2 separate regions of the Homo sapiens genome follow, and region 1 is linked to region 2. Evidence: chromatin loops called from intact Hi-C (ENCODE). Cell type or tissue: HepG2. All regions are shown on one strand. Each heading gives the region's core, and the rest is flanking DNA. Links, peaks and the distances in the headings are about the cores only.

The links. Hi-C counts contacts between places; a loop is a spot of excess contacts. Peaks named below come from ENCODE experiments on the same cell type or tissue, not always from the same donor. Only the 100,000 strongest peaks of a DNase experiment are listed, where the experiment ranks them.
Region 1: it touches region 2 in a loop (2.3-fold over the local background); 7 of 110 quality-filtered maps call a loop at or near these places.

Annotation. Positions count from the first base shown.
Region 1 is chr16:89,821,039-89,823,840 of GRCh38, reverse strand. No RefSeq gene overlaps it. Among named protein-coding and RNA genes, the nearest start is that of FANCA, 5.8 kb to the right of the region's middle. RefSeq lists an enhancer at 1,479-1,648. In HepG2, for the core only: no CTCF peak of the experiment used is centred there; DNase peaks (open chromatin) are centred at 589, 1,170 and 2,120; H3K4me3 peaks cover 1,745 bases.
Region 2 is chr16:89,704,432-89,707,233 of GRCh38, reverse strand. It overlaps VPS9D1 (VPS9 domain containing 1), which reads left to right. Exons shown (of 15, transcript NM_004913.3): 15 at 1-100. Among named protein-coding and RNA genes, the nearest start is that of SPATA2L, 4.1 kb to the right of the region's middle. RefSeq lists enhancers at 347-847, 825-1,004. In HepG2, for the core only: a CTCF peak has its summit at 1,115; a DNase peak (open chromatin) is centred at 1,113.

The sequences.
Region 1 (2,802 bases), core at 120-2,619, 120 kb before region 2:
ACTGGAAGACGAATTGTCTTGAGCCACACGTAAAATACACTAACAATAGCTCTGTGCATAAATCTCACAATGTTTTAAGAAAGTTTAAGAATTTGTGTTGGGCTGCATTCAAAGCTTTCCTGGGCCGCATGCAGCCCACAGGCCGCGGGTTGGACAAGCTTGCTTTAGATCAAGGCCATTTCTACAGTTATGGATTGCCTGCATCTAAAAACATGCTCCTTGTCCTTCATTTCCAGTAGATTAGGAAATCCTGGGAGAGGGAAATTATCAGTAACTGGGCTGCTCCGCTTGGGGACAAACTAGAGACATTTAGTATGATGATGAATCCAGCAGTGCTTGGGGCTGGACAATCACTTTATCAAGTTATCACATTAACAGAAACACCCCCAAAATGTTTATCTCATGGTACCAGCTGCTCATTCATGCCAATTTACCAGGCACTGATTTCTCATGCCTGGGGAAAGAGCAGGGCAACCCCAGGTAGGTGCCTGCCCCTCTGTTCTTACAGGCAGAGCAACGATACACAAGGAAACAAAGACCAGCACAGCAGGTGGGGAAGGGCTCCAGGTGCCGACATCAATCAGGAACCCACTGGTCATGTTTGCTTTTGCCCATGCTCTGTGTTTGGTGCTTTGAATAATATCAGACGGAGCCCTTTGAGGGGCTGTAAATCTTCTCCACACCATGGCAGTGCACTCAGAGGGGCTGTGTGGCTCATGACTGCAGTTGGCCACAGATTAAAAAGCTCTAGGAATTATACCTCTCAGCATCTTTACAGACAGAGCCTAGAAGATCTCAACTGTAGGTTCCTGGAGGCTGAGAAGGTAAGTTGGCGCTGGTTCCCCAGGTGTTCTGTGGCTCTAATTACACAGAGAATTCCAGGGTTCTTCATTTCAGGAGAGGAGTGCAGGGCCCCAGGGTACAAGGTGGCATAGCAAGAACCCTGAGTGCCTTGGGACAGAAGTCAGAGCAAGTCAGACACAAAGTCAACTTCAGGTCAAAGGCCTCCTCCACCATCTGGACTCAGGCAGAGCCACTTCACCTGGGGCCAGTGGAGTGCAGAGGTTTCTTTGGCCACGCCTTACTCATTCCATTTCAGACTCAAAAACAAGGTTGGCTCCTCCCAAGGGATTATGTGCACACTGTACTGGTGAGCAGCCTGGCCTCCTGCACCCCCGAGGCCCCTGAATACTCTCTTTGTCACAGTCTGTGCAGCCAGGCAGGGTCAGAGCTCAGGGGCCCAGGAGGAAAAGCAGACATTTGAGAGCCCTGGTTTTGTGTTGTGTTTATTTTAGGGTAACTATACAGGCCGTGGATCCCAAGGGGTGCAAGACTGAGCCAGGCTGGGCTTGATCTCTGAAAGGGAACTCACGACAGATCTGAGGGAAGGGTTCCGGCCCGGGGTGCTCCAGGGTTTCTAGGCTGGTGACCGACACAGAGGCTGAGCATGGCTGAACCCAGACACCGCGAGGGATCCAGACCATGCGGCGGAATGCGTGGCCATGGGGAGGTCCCAGAGCAGAGACAGAGGAAGCCCTGGACAGCAGGCGGGCTGGGTCAGCGAGCAGGACCCGTGCGGTATGGTGAAGAGAGACACACGCTGCGATTCTGAGTCAGGAGATGAGAGAAATACTCAAGGCCCTGTCTGCTTCCTATTGAGGGTGGTCAGAGTTATTTACACATGCTGAATTTGTTTCTCTTTTGAACAGATAAAGCAAGGTGGTTAAAAATGAATGGGTCCTGGCTGGGCGTGGTGGCTCACACCTGTAATCCCAGCACTTGGGGAGGTTGAGGCGGGTAGATCACCTGAGGTTGGGGGTTGGGAGTCTGAGACCAGCCTGACCAACATGGAGAAACCCTGTCTCTACTAAAAATACAAAATTAGTCAGGCATGGTGGCGCAGGGCTATAATCCCAGCTGCTCGGGAAGCTGAGACAGGAGAATCTCTTGAACCCGGGAGGTGGAGGTTGCGGTGAGCCATGATCTCGCCATTGCACTCCAGGCTGGGTGACAAGAGCGAAACTCTGTGCCTCAAAAAAAAAAAAAACAAGAATGGGACATGCTGAGATGTGTCACTTAGACACTAGTTCCTGTGTGAACATGGGGTTGACAAGCTCCTCCCCACGTGACAGCAAACATCGTCTCAGATGGTGAAAGCACCTCCAGTGCCCGCCCAGGGGCCTGAACGTTGTAAGATGAGAGAACTAGGCTGGACGTGGCGCCTCACACCTGTCGTCCCAGCACTTTGGGAGGCTGAGGTAGGAGGACCAAGAGCCTGGGAGGCGGAGGCGGAGGTTGTAGTGAGACGAGATTGCGCCACTCTAGCCTTAGTGGCAGAGTGAGACCCTGTCTCAAAAAAAAAAAAGGCCAGGCGCGGTGGCGCACGCCTGTAATCCCAGCACTTTGGGAGGCCGAGGCGGGCGGATCACCTGAGGTCAGGAGTTTGAGACCAGCCTGGCCAACATGGCAAAACCCTGTCTCTACTAAAAATACAAAAATTAGACAGGCGTGGTGGCAGGCACCTGTAATCCCAGCTACTCGGGAGGCTGAGGCGGGAGAATCGCTTGAACCTGGAAGGCAGTGGTTGCAGTGAGCCAAGATCATGCCACTGCAGTCCAGCCTGGGCAACAGAGTGAGACTCCATCTTAAAAAAAAAAAAAAAAAAGAATGCAGAAGTTCCTCACAACTCATGGGCATAATTCTCCCCACACTGCTCAGTGACAAGGCAGAGGCAGAACAGGCCATTATAAAAGATGTGCCAGATCAAAGGACAGATGAACTTTTCTTTTCTTTTCTTTTCTT
Region 2 (2,802 bases), core at 147-2,646:
CCCTGGGCATCTTATCTAGGTCCGTGCAGCCCAAGGGTCAGCCCTCTTGACTGTCACATGCTGCCCCCACCCAGCCTAAAATAAAGAGCTCACTGCTGTGCTTCGCCGTGTGGCTCCCTCAATCCCCACCCCACTGGCCAGGCAGCACAACCACCCCTGCTGCCCATGGCAGAGGCCGCTGAGGATGTGGGGGACGAGCCACAGCCCAGCCCCAAACCAAGCCTGGCCCAACCTCTTGAACATCTGCCAGCCTCCGAGACCCTCTGCATAGAAGCAGGGTCCTCTTGGGGCTGTGCCTGGCCAGGCAGGTGTGGGCTTCACCCTCTTGGACAGGAGAGCTCTGCAGGGCATCAGTGGGTGGGAAGGGTGGGGTGAGGCTGGGGTCCAGGTCATCACTGGGGACCTGAGCCCAGAGCAGTCACCCGAGGGTCTCAGGAATCATCGTTCTGTGCATGGCGACACACACATGCTCTGAGGTGCACAGAAGGCTGCCGGGCGTGGACAGCATCTGCCAGGGCGGTGTGGGCAGATCAGGATGGAGGGCTCTTCTGCAAGAAAGGCACCCCTGGCACCTTGAGATGCCATGAGGAGGCAGGTGGCAGGGCTGGTGGGGTGGGAGGTCCCAACCCTAGATGCTACCAGGAGCTGGCTGGGGGGCAGTGTTGCTGTTCTCAGGGAAACAGTCTTAAAAGCAGTAGCTGTGGACCTCGGTGGGATGCTCTGTGCTTGCACCCTGAGCAGGGGCTGGTTTACCCGCCAAGGACCCCATAGGGAGACAGAAGTGTCTCTCTGGGTGGGGCAGAGCTGGAGCATCTGCCCCAGCCCTCGATACGAACCCCAGCTGGCCACGGTGCCTTGGAGCTTGGGCTGCTCCGGCCTCAGCGTTGGTGTCTAGAAGATGGGATTTTAAAGTCCGCTTCATAGAATGGTGGAGATGAGCTGTGTCTTGAACAAATCCTGGCGTGGGAGCCCCTGCTGGCTTGGCATCGGGGCCACACCTGCAGCCTGCACACTGTGGGGGCCGGGAACGTCCTGGCTCAGCTGTATCCCTGGCGCTGAGACCCGGCAGACATGTTCAAGTGCTGCTGTTTGCTGTGCAGCTTTGCCCTCGCTGAGCCTGCAGCTCCCCCATAAGACAGGAATGAATAATAGCAGCTTCCTTTTAGAAATCCTACAAATGGCCGGGCGCGGTGGCTCACGCCTGTAATCCCAGCACTTTGGGAGGCCGAGGTGGGCGGATCACGAGGTCAGGAGATCAAGACCATCCTGGCTAACACGGTGAAACCCCGTCTCTACTAAAAATACAAAAAATCAGCCGGGCGTGGTGGCCCGCACCTGTAGTCCCAGCTACTCGGGAGGCTGAGGCGGGAGAATGGCGTGAACCTGAGAGGCAGAGGTTGCAGTGAGCTGAGATCGTGCCACTGCACTCCAGCCTGGACGACAGAGAGAAACTCCGTCTCAAAAAATAAAAATAAAATAAAAAGTAATGGCTGGGCGCAGTGGCTCATGCCTGTAACCCCAGCGGTTTGGGAAGCCGAGGCGGACGGCTCTTTTGAGGTCAGGAGTTCGAGACCAGCCCGGCCAACATGGCGAAACCCCGTCTCTACTAAAAATACATAAATTAGCTGAGCGTGGTGGCGGTAGTCCCAGTTACTCAGGAGGCTGAGGCCGGAGAATTGTTTGAACCTGAGAGGCAGAGGCTGCAGTGAGCCGAGATCACGCCATTGTACTCCAGCCTGAGCACAGAGCGAGACTCCATCTAAAAAAAAATAAAAATAAAACTATTCTGCATAAGCAGTGTCCAAATCATAACAAAAATCAAATGAAAAGTAAACAAGATGTAACCTTATATCCATTGGACCGGAGAAGATGAGGAAGCTGGACGATGCTGAGTACAGGAGGGGGAGGGAGCTCACGCACACTGTGGGGTGGACACGGCAGTGGCCCCAGGGGACCAGGTGCAGTCCTGGAGTCCAGGTAAGTGTGGACGGAACCTCCGACCTGGCAAGGCTGCTGCCGGTTTTAGAGGATGTATATGCAGTGGAGGCAATGGAGTGTCTGTCCCGGGAGGGCAGGGAAGGACGGAGAATCCACACGGCAGCTCATGGAGTGTCCATCCCCGGGCAGGAAGGGAGGGAGCCGTGAATGTGTACAGCCCACGTAGCCACCGCTGCCTAACAAACTACCCCAACTCAGGGGCTTAAATACTCAAGACGCCAGGCATGGTGGTTCACACCTGGAATCCCAGCACTTCGGAAGGCTGAGGCGGGGGGATCACTTGAGCCCAGGAGTTTGAGACCAGCCTGGGCAACATAGTAAGGCCCCCCTCTCTACTAAAAAGTTAAAAATTAGGCTGGGCACCGTGGCTCACGCCTGCAATCCCAGCACTGTGGGAGGCCGAGGTAGGTGGATCACCTGAGGTCAGGAGTTTGAGACCAGCCTGGCCAACATAGTGAAGCCCTGTCTCTGCTGAAAATACAAAAAGTACAAAAATCAGCCAGATGGCTCCTCAGCATCATGGGAGGCTGTTTCTAGGTGGTAACCCAATGACCAGGGGTTGGATTCATCCGAAGAGCTGTCTGCTGTCTATGGTTGGTGCCAGCTGTCGGCTGGGACCTCATTCAGGGCTGTCGGAACGACGACGTGAGGACTGGATGTGTTGCCAGGGGCTGCCAAAACGACCACAAAATGGGTGGCTTACAGCAACAGAAATGTTCTCTCTCACCATCTTGCAGGCCTGAAGTCAAAATCAAGCTGTCAGCAGGGCTGACTCCCTCTGGAGGCTTTAGGGTAGAATTCTGT